Regions from separate parts of the Homo sapiens genome. Here regions 1 and 2 are each linked to region 3. The links are chromatin contacts, found by Hi-C or POLR2A ChIA-PET in ENCODE. All regions are on one chromosome and are shown on one strand. The core of a region is the stretch at or near the end of the contact, and the rest is flanking DNA. Distances in the headings are between cores, read along the strand shown. Region 1 holds the start of POLN (DNA polymerase nu). Region 2 holds the start of MRFAP1 (Morf4 family associated protein 1). Region 3 holds the start of TMEM128 (transmembrane protein 128).

The links. Hi-C counts contacts between places; a loop is a spot of excess contacts on that map. ChIA-PET counts read pairs that join two places held with the same protein, here RNA polymerase II (POLR2A). Pooled maps may share reads with other maps.
Region 1: a loop to region 3 is called in a pooled map, with 24 times the contacts of the local background. The contact joins the promoter of POLN here to the promoter of TMEM128 in region 3. A Hi-C loop is called at or near these places in 6 of 50 pooled maps.
Region 2: a loop to region 3 is called in a pooled map, with 11 times the contacts of the local background. The contact joins the promoter of MRFAP1 here to the promoter of TMEM128 in region 3. A Hi-C loop is called at or near these places in 1 of 37 single-sample maps with no recorded cell type and 8 of 50 pooled maps. POLR2A ChIA-PET finds 5 or more read pairs at or near these places in 1 of 52 experiments (activated B cell).

Annotation. Positions count from the first base shown.
Region 1 is chr4:2,240,785-2,244,956 of GRCh38, reverse strand. POLN (DNA polymerase nu) reads left to right here and starts at 2,836. Exons shown (of 26, transcript NM_181808.4): 1 at 2,836-2,906; 2 at 3,167-3,437. It overlaps HAUS3 (HAUS augmin like complex subunit 3), which reads left to right and starts at 2,836. Exons shown (of 6, transcript NM_001303143.2): 1 at 2,836-2,906; 2 at 3,167-3,437; 3 at 3,864-4,172. The coding sequence starts at 4,011. It also overlaps the pseudogene COX6B1P5. RefSeq lists a silencer at 2,406-2,765 and enhancers at 3,446-3,545, 3,152-3,653.
Region 2 is chr4:6,638,589-6,642,709 of GRCh38, reverse strand. It overlaps MRFAP1 (Morf4 family associated protein 1), which reads right to left and starts at 2,025. Exons shown (of 2, transcript NM_033296.3): 1 at 1,452-2,025; 2 at 1-980. The coding sequence starts at 1,847. The coding sequence ends at 1,464. LOC124900653 (a long non-coding RNA gene) reads left to right here and starts at 2,089. Exons shown (of 2, transcript XR_007058007.1): 1 at 2,089-2,190; 2 at 3,680-4,121. RefSeq lists a silencer at 988-1,057 and an enhancer at 3,031-3,825.
Region 3 is chr4:4,246,677-4,250,919 of GRCh38, reverse strand. It overlaps TMEM128 (transmembrane protein 128), which reads left to right and starts at 2,697. Exons shown (of 5, transcript NM_001297551.2): 1 at 2,697-2,814. The coding sequence starts at 2,718. RefSeq lists enhancers at 2,317-2,426, 2,729-3,355.

The sequences.
Region 1 (4,172 bases), core at 1,587-4,086, 2.0 Mb after region 3:
ACAGCCCCCATTCTCCATTGCTTGCAGAATAGAGTCCCACAAAATTCATGGAAAACTACATCTAAAAGAAATAATCTTTAGCATCTGACTGTTACTTCTAAAGTTTAAAAACAGTCAGAAAAGATACTGTCCAAAACCTAAAATATTTTTTAATACTAATAGGAGAAAATCGCTTCCACAGGAAGGAGAAAAAGCAAACAGCAAAAACACTTGATCCTCACAGCTCTGTCTTTAGGTCTGTTTAGTCCATTATATTCTCATGGGCTTTTTCAGGGAGGATTAATTCCTGGGTTCCATTTATCTTTTGACCTTACTAAAACTCCAAATAATTTTGACTGCTGAAAAGAAAGCTTACCCTGGAAATACACGTAACATACTTGCTTTCTTAAATTCCCAAGGCAAGCTGAAGAAAACTTTCCACATCTGTATAGTTAAACCTATTGTGTTTGTCATTTGTACTCCAGGGGCTGATACTGTTGTAATTTTTACTTAATGGTTTTATGGCTTTTATGGTCTCATAAACACCTTTCCAACAAATAACTATGGTCAGCAATTCAAAATCAGATGGAGAATTAATTTGTGGCCCAAGAAACCACCCAGGAGTCACTAGGAAAGTGGGTTTCTAGAACGGCCTCCAGGGCTCTGGAGTGCACCCCTCCTGCCCTCCAGGGATCTCTTTCTATAAAGGAGCCCCTTGTCTTTCTGCCGTCTTTAATGCTGTCTCCTCAGAGTTCCTCCTTGCAGTCTATAAATATCCCCGAGTTCCTCTCATTTTCAAACAAAACAAAATAAAAAATCCTCCCCTCAGCCCTGCATTCCCACCCCCTCAGCTTGTGTTGTTTTGCATGCTCGCTCTCTGTCTTTCTCCTCTCTCTCTCTCTCTGTGTCTCTGTCTGTCTCTGTCTCTCTGTCTGTCTCTGTCTCTATCTGTCTCTCTGTGTCTCTGTCTCTCTGTCTCTGTCTCTGTGTCTCTGTCTCTCTGTCTCTGTCTCTCTGTGTCTCTCTGTCTCTGTCTCTGTCTCTCTGTCTCTGTCTCTCTGTTTCTGTCTCTCTCTGTCTCTCTGTATCTCTCTCTCTGTGTCACACTCCTCCCACCCAGTCTTTGCCTCATCAGCAACATTTCTGGAAGGCATTGCCTGCACAGCTCCCACTTCCTCCTGTCCAAACTGGCTCAACTCTGCCCCCTGATGCACACCCCCAACCTCCAACCCTGGGCTGCAAGGGTCCTCCCACCAGGCCTCCCCGTTCCAGCATCCCTGGTTTCCTTGCCTGCAGATTGGGCACCACTCTTTGAATTTTTTCCCATCATGTTTGTTTTTCAGATCATTTTAGGCCTTATTGACTTTTAAAAGAGGAGGAAAAAAACGTGAAACAAGTGAAGAATGAATAGGAAATATCTTTGACTCGATCAGATTACAATATTTGCCTTAGAACATTCTTATTTCTCTCCTTAAAAATATTAAGAAAAACTATCCAAACGACTTCTACCTAGTCACCCTGGACTAGGACATTGTCTAACAAGCCACCTTTAGGGTCATTTGACGCTGAAGGGAGGGAGTACTATTATATTTACCCATGACCAAAGCCCCTGCTAACCTGTGGAAGACTGAGGAGTGGCAAAGGATTTTTGTTTGGTAGAGATGCAAACGAATTCTGTCCAATAGAGAGGTCTGGTTTCACTGGGCTGTAGGGCATCAGCCAGATTCACATGAAATTTAGCAATCCCGTTTCAGTCATCTTTCACTGACTGCCATCCTCTTTGGAAATGGTGTACCATCCTCCTTGAGTTAAATATATCGATGTATTTAACTCAGGCCATTCCGTTTATTTCTAACATTTTGAAAAGGGAATTGTGGAGGAAGTCAGCTTTTTTTTTTTTTTTTTTTTTGAGACGGAGTCTTGCTCTGTCGCCCAGGCTAGAGTGCAGTGGCGTGATCTCGGCTCACTGCAACCTCCACCTCCTGGGTTCAAACGATTCTCCTGCCTCAGCCTCCCGAGTCGCTGGGATTACAGGCGCCCACCACCGCGCCCGGCTAATTTTTGTATTTTTTAGTAGAGATGGGGTTTCACCATCTTGGCCAGGCTGGTCTCGAACTCCTGACCTCATGATCCCCCCCCCCCCCCCCCCCGGCCTCCCAAAGTGCTGGGATTACAGGCATGAGCCACCGCGCCCGGCCAGAAGTCAGCTTTTACATAGTGTTCTGGTGAGGGATTAGAAATTAAGTGTTTTTGCAAAATAAAGTTCATTGTAAAAGACTCTAAGCGAACAATCCCTAACCCTTAAAATGTACCAGGCATTGGTCGGGCTGCTGTGAATGTTCCGGGAACTCGTCTCTCTCGGGGGCGAGCGCTATCACCGCCGGGCTCCAGCCTGTCTCCCAACCACCAACCTGCGCTGCTCTTTGTACCATTCAAAAGTGCCTTCAGAGGGTCTAGATTGAAGTACGGGGCAGGGCAGGCCTGAAGCACAACTGACGGCTCCGTTGAGAGCAGGCCCGCAGCTTCAGCTCCCCAGAGGGCGCCCCACCGCACCCCTCTGCACCCCTCTGCACCCCATTCATTGCCCAGGCTCCGCCCCCTGCCCAGGCCCCGCCCCTGTCCAGGCCCTGTCCCCGCCCTTCCCGGCCCAGACCCCGCCTCTCTCTGCCCTGCGCCCCGCCCAGGAGGCAGGATGCCCGCAGCGGCCGGGGGCCGAGCGCCGCCTGCTCAGCTCCACCCCATAGTCCAGCCTCGCCGACTCCGCCTCTTTTGACACTACGCCTGCGCAAACAGTCATCCCCCACGACCACGCCGTCGCCTTGTGCGCTTGCGCGCGTCCAGGCGCTCCCGTGAGGCAGTGCGAGGCGCGCGGGGCACGGAGGGCGGTGGCGGCGGGCTCCTGCGAGAAGCAAGCGGAACTTCCTGAGGTGACTGACGCGGGCCTCGGTTCTGGGCGCAGGGGTGTGGGGCTGGAGGAGTGGCCGCGATCCCCGTCTGCACCCAGGTGCCTCTTTTTTTTCCTGCGCTCCTGGGGGCTCCTTCCAGGTGCTCCAGCAGCTGCCCGGGGATCAGGGCCCGGTCCGCTGGGCGAGGAGCTGGGGCGGGGGCTGTGCGGGGCCTGTCACCCCCGTCTTCTGCAGCTCGGTGTCGACGGCGATTCGGTGGGCTTGTGCGTTTGTTTTGTCAGCGTGCTTAGGTGTCACAGCTGGGTGACCCTCCGAAGGAAGGTTTTGCCGCTGGCGCGTCTGGTGTATCGCGGCCTTGGGGCCGCGGATCCCTGGGGCTTGCCGCTGCCTCTGGGGTTCGCGCGGCCCTGGCGTCGGGGCTGCCTCAGCGCTGGCTGAAGGCCGGCCCGAAGCACCCTTAATTGTGGCCGCGCGCTTCCCTGCTGCTCCTGCTGTTCTCCGCGTCGCGGTGGTGGACTCTGGAGGTGGAGCCTTGCCCGGCGAGACGTTGAGGTAAATATTTAGTTGATCTTCAGAAGATGTGCCATGCTTATTTGCGTCTTCTTACGTACGGAGGGCAGGGAAGAGAGGCTGCCTAGCCTCCTGGTGGCTTGGGTTTGTTTGGATCCATTTATTTTGAATTAAAAACAAATGCTGCTCTATAAAGTGTAATGCATTTTAAACCATTTTATCTTTGGAAAAAAAGATAAAATGGATCCAAATAGATCCACTTTCTTGTTAATTACTTTTCGTTACTGTTGCGGTTTTCTGAGAACTAGCCTAATTGTTTCTGTTTCTCTTTATCATCATCAAACATTGCAGCTACGACTACCTGTCATTTATCCCGCTCTCGGATATCATGTGATATTTGTCTGTGTCTTCTTTTTAAAAACACTGTCGTCATATTTGTGGTCTAATACTTGTTTTCTTCCCCCCTAGGAGGAATCATTATAGATTCTAAAAATATATTTTCCCTTCTCTGTGGACTTGGTATAAAACGTAGCTTTTTTTCTGCTTGGATTTATTTTCTAAAAATCAACACCGTAAACCCATATCAGATACAACAAAATTGGGGTAGTTAAAACCATGAGTTGTGGAAATGAGTTTGTGGAAACATTAAAAAAAATTGGTTATCCCAAAGCTGATAATCTTAATGGAGAAGACTTTGACTGGTTGTTTGAGGGCGTTGAAGATGAATCGTTTCTGAAGTGGTTTTGTGGGAATGTGAATGAACAGAACGTGTTGTCT
Region 2 (4,121 bases), core at 776-3,275, 2.4 Mb before region 3:
TTTATTAACATGGTAAGTTTTTGTTTGTTTTAACATGGTAGGGTTCTGACCTCAAATATTTGTTAGGTCTGCTACTCAAATGAACTTACAGCTGGACAACGTATGAACCTTGAAGATGCCTCTTCTAGTCCAGTTTAGGGTCCAATGCAGACAGTTCCATACTGTCATCCCCAAGCCCCTCAAGGGCCTTTGCCAATCTTTCATTTTATGCCAAGTCCTCTAAAACGCATCAGGGTATTACATCAACTTGTACAGAATATCAAGATCTTATCTTCTATTTTAGGTTCCATGTCAAATAAAGCTGAGTTAGGTTGTCCAAACAAACTCACCAGACAGGTTACATAAGATAGTGTACCACAACAAATTTAAATTTTGAACAAAACACATCTCTCCTCCTTTGGTCTCACACAGAAATTAAAGTCTCCAAATACAGACAATACTATCCATTCTCCAGCTCTTCTCCAGATTCACGAGTCCCAGCCAGGTCGGCCCATCCACACTCCCCGTTGAAGTCTGGTCCTTTCTTCAGTAGTTGCTGCATGGAGTCGTCTTCCAGAATTAATGCAGCTCCTTCAGCACCTCCAGAGCTGGAGAACTCCAACTGTGAGTCTCATGTGTCACACACAGACCCAAAGTTCCAGGGAGCTATCAGGTCACACAAGAAATAGCAAAGCACCTCAAAAATTTAGAAATAACCACCAAAGCCCGGGAACAAATGTGACTGCTGCAAGAGCTTACAATCTAGGCCCTAATTCCTGTATGTGAGAGCATTTTCAAACAAAATTACTTCCCAAACAAAAACACGTTAACAATCGAAACTCATATTGAGGTCATCAACCACAGACCATAGCAGAAAACGTAGTGTTAAGTGAGACAGAGCATAGACAGGAAAAAAGAGAAAACAAAAGGCTCTCTGGTTTCGGCTTCTCCAGGGTGTCAGCCAATCTCCACCAGTTGACCAGAATCCATTGGCTGGAAACCTAAAGCACAATGGGAAGAAATTCATCATCGAGAGGTTAATCCCAGGCACAACGACCCCCAAACCCTCACGAACGCCACTGTGCAGGACGCCACCTCTTCTGGCCACCACCTGACTCACTCCAGTCTCTAGCAACGTTGACTTGTCCAACGTCTTCCCCGAAAATCCTCTATTTCCACCCCCGCTTGCTGGACGGCCCGGGACCTTGTCCGTTTCTGTTTCCTTGGCGACTCTGAGATTTATGACCCTTCCACTGAACACGCATCACGCCCAAACCCGGCCACTCTGATTATCCCACGCCGCCACCGTCAAAAAACAAAACACGAAGACGGGGCCCAGATCGGCCCTGACCCGAGCACGCCTTTATTCTCCCGCCCCACCCCCGATTCCGGTGCATCTCGATGAAATCATCGCTCTCGAAGAGCGGCCAAGCTGGGGCCGCTCCTCGGCCTGGCGCGGGTGCCCGACTTACCGCCGACCGCGCTCACGACGACTCGCTCTTCTCTATCCGCCGGACCAGCTCCACCAGCATCTCTGCCATCTTCGCAATCTCCTTGGCCTTCTCCTCGGCCTTCTCGCACCTCTTGGCCGCCCGGCCCTCGGCCGCGTCGCCCGGGTTCTGGAGGTGGTTGAGGGCGCTCTCCTCCGAGGCCTCCACCTGCGTTTTGATCTGGATGAGCATATTGTCCATCTCCCACAGCTTGCTCCGGTTCCGCAGGTACGCCCGCCCGTGCTCGCGCGTCAGCGACGCGATGTCCTCGCGCATCTCGTTGATGACCGGGAGCAGAAACTGCTCGAAATCCTCCTCGGGCTCCAGCACCTCCACTTCCTCCGGTTCCGCCAGCTCGACGATGTCCAGGGGCCGCATCTCTTCCCACTGCCTCGGAACCGCAATAGCGATGTCTGTTGGAGAGAGAAAACCGACACTCGCTATGCTTAGCAATAGAGAGCCCGAATATTCCTGAAAACTTTTACCCTTTTTCAACTTTTCTTCTCAGAGAAGCCACGGACAAGCGACTTACGCGCAGAGTAACGGCGAACAAAATGGAGTCCCGGCCGTCAACCAGCGCTCTGCGCGTTGCGGCCCCTTTCACGACACAGCCGGGCCTCTTTACGGTCAGGGGGGCGAGCTGCGGGCGCGCGCACGTCTAGAAAGAGAGGCACCGGCGGCGGCGTCGCGGCCGCACGGACGCGCACGCAGGCACGCGCAGGTACGGGACCGCACGCTCTCGCTCGTTCCTGCTTTCCCGTTACCTCTGTGCGTCACCCCTGTTTTACCCTGTGTTTGGAGGGTGGCCTCTTCTGGGTGTTTCCCTCCGATAGGGCTTCTTGAGCACGCGAGTTTACATTTTTTAAAAAGGCCTCCCGCACTTCCCAGGCGCGGTGGCTCACGCCTGTAATCTCAGCACGTTGGGAGGCGAGGTGGGTGGATGGCTTGAGGTCAGGAATTCGAGACCAGCCTGGCCGACATGGCGAGACCCCGTCTCTACCAAAAATACAAAAATTAGCCGGGCGTCGTGTTGCACGCGTGTAACCCCAGCTGCTTGGGAGGCTGAGACAATCGTTTGAAAACGGGAGGCGGAGGTTGCAGTGAGCCCATATCGCGCCACTGCTCTCCAGCCTGTGCATCAGAGTGAGACTCCGTCGCAAAATAAATAAATAAAATATAAATGAAAATTAAAAAGGGCCTTCCACACTAGAAGAGGAGGATCCTACGTGATAATGCAGCTACCCCAGGTGGACGCTTAAAGCCCCTTCCTTTCACGCAGGGGGACCTGAGTCCCCTCAGCCGTTTTATTTACTTTTTTTTTTTTTTTTTTTGGAGACAGAGTCTGGCTCTATCGCCCAGGCTGGAGTGCAGTGGCACGATCTCGGCTCACTGCAAACTCCACCTCCGGGGTTCACACCATTCTCCTGCCTCAGCCTCGCGAGTAGCTGGGACTACAGGCGCCTGCCACCGCACCCGGCTAATTTTTTGTATTTTTAGTAGAGACGGGGTTTCACCGTGTTAGCCAGGATGGTCTCGATCTCCTGACCTCGTGATCCATCCACCTCGGCCTCCCAAAGTGCTGGGATTACAGGCGTAAGCCACCGTGCCGGGCCTTATTTACTTATTATTATTTAAAAAGTTTTTTTTTTTTATTGAGGCAGGGTCTCGGTCTGTCGCCCAGGCTGGAGTCCAGTGGTGGGATCATGGCTCACTGCAGCCTTGATCTTCTGGCCTCAAGTGATCCTTCCACTTCGGGCCTCCCAAAGTGCAGAGATTACAGGCATGAGCCGTGCGCCTGGCCCTTTCTGCCTTTTTAAAGAGTAGTTTTCCTTCTTCCTTGGATGACAGTCAGAAGGGTCTGGGTGTCTTTTCACCAAACCGGCCTCCCCACACCCCAAGGTGGAGCCTGGCTGCTCCGTCCTGAGGCCCCAGCAGACCCATGTTCAGTGTGTGGTGCAAGGCGCTGTCCAGAGCCTCTGAGCCCTTCCACTGGATCCTAGGCTCTTTGGGGTCTTAGCTCTGTGGCCTTAATGCCCTAACGCCCTGGGCAGAGCTTGGCGCATATTGGTAAATTTGCCTTAACATCCACTCAACACAGAATGAGGAGAGATACGTTAATTTCCTAGCTTGTTGTCCCATTCCCAAACATCAATAAACTTTTCAGAAATCCAGCTTACATAAATCCCATGGATTTGGCTTCCATTTTCAAGGTAAAGGGACACATCACAGTTTTGACTACAGCAGAATTAAGGATTCAGAGAAACGTAAGTATATGTTTTGTTTTGACTTTTCTCAGGTTCTTAATATTTTGGTTGCTCTTGTAAAAACCCAACTTTGGGGCTTGTGTGAAAGGAAAATAAATCTTGGGACCCCATAATCACTAAACCAAAGGGGACAGTCAAGCTGGGAACTGCATCAGGCAAACCTGCCTCCCATTCTATTCCTAAAAAAGATAGCTACTAAGATTAAAAAGCTACCTACCTCCCTCACAAGGAAATTCCTTGTGGACAAATGACAGAACTCGGAGCCACCCATCTGCTCACTGAGATAGATGCATCTCTGACTGCCTCCTTTGGAAAGGCCAATCAGAAACTCAAAAGAATGCAACTGTTTGTCTCTTATCTACCTATTAACTGAAAGCCCCTGCCCTGC
Region 3 (4,243 bases), core at 1,448-3,947:
AAGACCCACAGTGATGGAGGCAGGATTTGACAGTCTATACACACCTTGGATTTAACTATGTTGCTAAGGGGGGGCCAGTAAAGGTCACAATGAAATTCATTTGTTCCCCACAAGTAATCCACATTGAAAATGAAAATTTCTTAATTGGTAGCAAATCTGGTATCACATATCTATCTATAATTAGGGTGCCACAGTACACACATTGAAGGGTTTCTTTTCTTTTCTTTCTTTTTTTTTTGAGACAGAGTTTCACTCTTGCTGCCCAGGCTGGAGTGCAATGGGTGGTCTTGGCTTACTGCAACCTCCACTTCCTGGGTTCAAGCCATTCTCCTGCCTCAGCCTCCCAGGCAGCTGGGATTATAGGCGCTTGCTACCATGCCCAGCTAATTTTTTTTTTTTTTTTTGTATTTTTAGTAGAGACGGGGTTTCACCATGTTGGCCAGGCTGGTCTCAAACTCTTGAGCTGAGGTGCCACCTGCCTCAGCCTCCCAAAGTGCTGGGATTACAGGCATGAGCCACTGCACCTGCCCAAAGGGCTTCTTTAATGGACCTCAGAAATGAAGATGTGGTCATTAAATACTGGAATTTTTCCAACCTCCTTTTAAGTATCATCAATATGCTGTGCAAGTAGTGCCATTTAAAATTGCAGAGAAAAAAACTCTGGAAGGATTTCAGATCCAAATTCAAAGGCCCCGAAACCACAAAAGGAGAAACCTGATCTGACCTGAACATACCATGTATGGGAACCTGGGATAGCGGCGATGCTCTTGGGAGTATTCAGTTACCACGGAGGCCCTGCACTGACCCTTTTTCGAGGAGACAATCAACAGAAGATTGTATTTGATGGGACAAATTCACTTCCTGTTAACAAGGCTTCTAACCCCGTACGAGAGAGAAGAGAGGGCAAAGACTTCAGTTGACTTTGAATAAATGAATCCAGTTCTTTAGGAGTCTTGAAAGAAAAAAAAAACAGAAAAAAAAAAACAGGATAAAGGAGGTATTGTTTAGAAAGGCCATATGATCCACCCAGCTGTTAAATCCTGTGCTCCGAAGGGGGAAGAAAGGCTGAAGAAATGATAAATCAGTAGGGATTTGGTATTTCTCTCTTTTTTTTAATTTTTTTTATTTTTATTTTTGAGAGGGAATCTCACTCTGTTGCCCAAGCTGGAGTGCAGTGGCAGGATCACTGCAGCCTCCTTCTCCCAGGTTCAAGTGATTGTCCTGCCTCAGCCTCCAGAGTAGCTGGGATTACAGGTGCCGGCCACCATTCCCGGCTAACTTTTGTATTTTTAGTAGAGACGGGGTTTCGCCATGTTGGCCAGGCTGGTCTCAAACGCCTGACCTTGTGATCCGCCCGCCTCGGCCTCGCAAAGTGTTGGGATTACAGGCGTGAGCCACCGCGCGCGGCTGGCACTCTTTTCTTGAGTATTTCTTATTACATTCCTTTTACAAACACCCCAACACATCGAAGATATTAAACAGTGCCTACTAATTCAAATTTTACTTCCTATGTAGCTGGCTCTCCACCCCTGTATTCAACTCACCTGAAACCACTCTCCCTGCTCTCCCACACTGCAGCAGAATAAACTGCCCTTTATATGTACAGTGTTTCTATTATGCCCCATGTACAGTGTTTTTATTATGGCACTGTATTGAAGCTGCTTCCTCTACTAGATTCTTCTGTCCTCACCATTTTATCACATGCAGCTGCTCAGAAAATGTTGGCTGCATTGATGAAATGCTTTCATACATTTACAAATAGAGTTTTCTTGTAATATACCTCTGTGGTTTTCTTTGGACAAGGAGCTCCTCACGTGCAAGGCCATGTCTTACTCATCTTTATCTCCACTGCTAGCATGGTGCCTAACAGCTCCTACCAAATAGTAGATGCTCAGTAAACGTTTGCGTGGCTAAGCCCACCATTTCTCAGCACATGACACGCTGGGAAACGGCTGGGAGAGTAATACGCGGGATTATTGACGAAGAAAAAGTTGTGAACTCGTAACACACAGTTTGTGGGCGTGAGCAGTGTGGAAAACCGCAGTTTGCTGGGAAAGCAATTTAGTTCCCTCGGTTCAGGCTGGGAGGATTTTTCACAAGTGGCGAGGAGGAGGCTCACATGAACCACATACAGGTACTTCTCACTGAAACGCACAACAAATCTAGAGCCAAGTGTAATAACGAAACGGGCCCCAAGAAGTTTATTTAATGCCCAGGGCCCCCAAGTGGTCACTGCCAGGCTCTAGCATCCTGTCCAGCAGGCCTTTCTCCTCCTTTCAAGTCTTGCTGGACGACTCCTGAAAAGCAAAAGTAGGAAAAAAACTGGGGGCTGAGAGTGGAAGGCTGGACAGAGGGTATGTCTCCTGCTCTGGCACCCGGAAGCCTGCGAGGGCTTCGGAAGCGCAGCGTCTCACGGTCGCGCATCCCGGCCCTGGACGCATCCAGCGGCAGCGGTAATCCTGGTCCTCCTGGGCTTCCGTAGGTCGGAATAAACTTGGGAACTCTTCCACCGGCAAAGCTCAGTGTTTTAAAATTCAAATCACACTTGCCGACATGAGAGCGGAACCTTTGAGGCCGACTCCACCCTAGCTGCTCGCTAACTAAACAGCGAAGAGAACACAGTCTCCAATCCAAACGCCAGGAGGTCCAGACCCGGAGCGGACGCCGGAAGCGCTGTGTCTGACGTCACTTCCGTCGCATTTCGGGGCGGTACCAAGATGGACTCCTCGCGGGCCCGGCAGCAGCTCCGGCGGCGATTCCTCCTCCTGCCGGACGCCGAGGCCCAGCTGGACCGCGAGGGTGACGCCGGGCCGGGTGAGGCGCGCACCAAGCCGCCCCGAGGTTCTCAGAGGCGAGGCGTCGGAAAACGGCCGGCCTCCGGCAGCCCTGGCCCAGTCTGGAAGGACTGAGTTTCGGCTTTGCAAGTCGAATATTTAATGTCAGGGAAGATCCTTAGAATCGCGGAGTGCTGTGCATCGTCATTTCAGCTGCGCTTCAGAATTCTCTGGAGAGCTGATTTGACACCTATTTGGAAATAGCGATTAAAATTAAAAATACCCACCAGTTTTAAGTCTTAAGGATTTACCAGAAACATGCGTGTACCGCAGTGTACAATGATGTGCGCAGTGTTTCACTTCAGGATTGCTTGTAATAGCGAATTACTGGAAATATCTGCCTTGCCCGTCAGCAGAAAGCTGTTTAAGTAAATTTGGGTATATGTATACCTGACACATCAGGTCGACTCGTATGTACCAATGGGGATGATTTTCAAAGGGAAGTGTGGAACACTATGGTATGCCGCCATTTGGGTACAAAACAGGTAACTTGTGATGTATGTTCACCTGTGAATGCATAGAATATGGAAGAATTCAGTAGAAATTGTAAGTGGTGGTTGCTTCTGGGGATTAGATCTGAGGTTAAGGATGGGAGACAGATACTTCATTTTGGATATTTTTTATCTCATATGTTTTAAAACCACGTCCATTTATTACCTTTTAAAATTAAAAACACGAATAACCTCATGCCCAGGCATGATGATGTATACATTTTGAGGATATCCCAGAATATTACGAACATGCTTCCCAGGGTTTCCGATGGTCATCTAAAGGCCCAAAACCTCAGATGTGGACCATTGATTCTCACGTGAACCTAGAGGGCATGTCAGAATCCCCGGAAAACTTAATAGAAATCATCCATCTGACCCAACCCCCATCCACCCATTCTTTCAGATTGCGTTCCAGACAGGAAAAATGTCTTGTCCATCACCTGTCTAGACAGTGCTGTGCTGGAACTAGAGCTCTGGTGTGCCGTTTCCACTTTTGAGCTGTGTTTAAAGTAACTAAAATATTTAGTTATAGGCTGGGCAGGGTAGCTCACGCCTGTAATCCCAGCACTTTGAGAGGCTGAGGCGGGCTGATCACGAGGTCAGGAGTTCGAGACCAACCTGGCCAAATAGAGCAGCCTGGCCAAGATGGTGAAACCCCGTCTCTACTAAAAATACAAAAATTAGCCCGGCGTGGTGGCAGGCGCCTGTAATCCCAGGTACTCGGGAGGCTGAGGCAGGAGAATTGCTTGAACCCGGGAGGCGGTGGTTGCAGTGAGCCGAGATCAAACCATTCCACTCCAACCCGGGCGACAGAGGAAGACTCCGACTCAAAAAAAAAAAATTTAGTTATAAAAGTGTTCTTGGAAGACCACAAGTCCAGTTCATGCGCTAATGTTTGCCTTTGGCATTTTTCCTAAT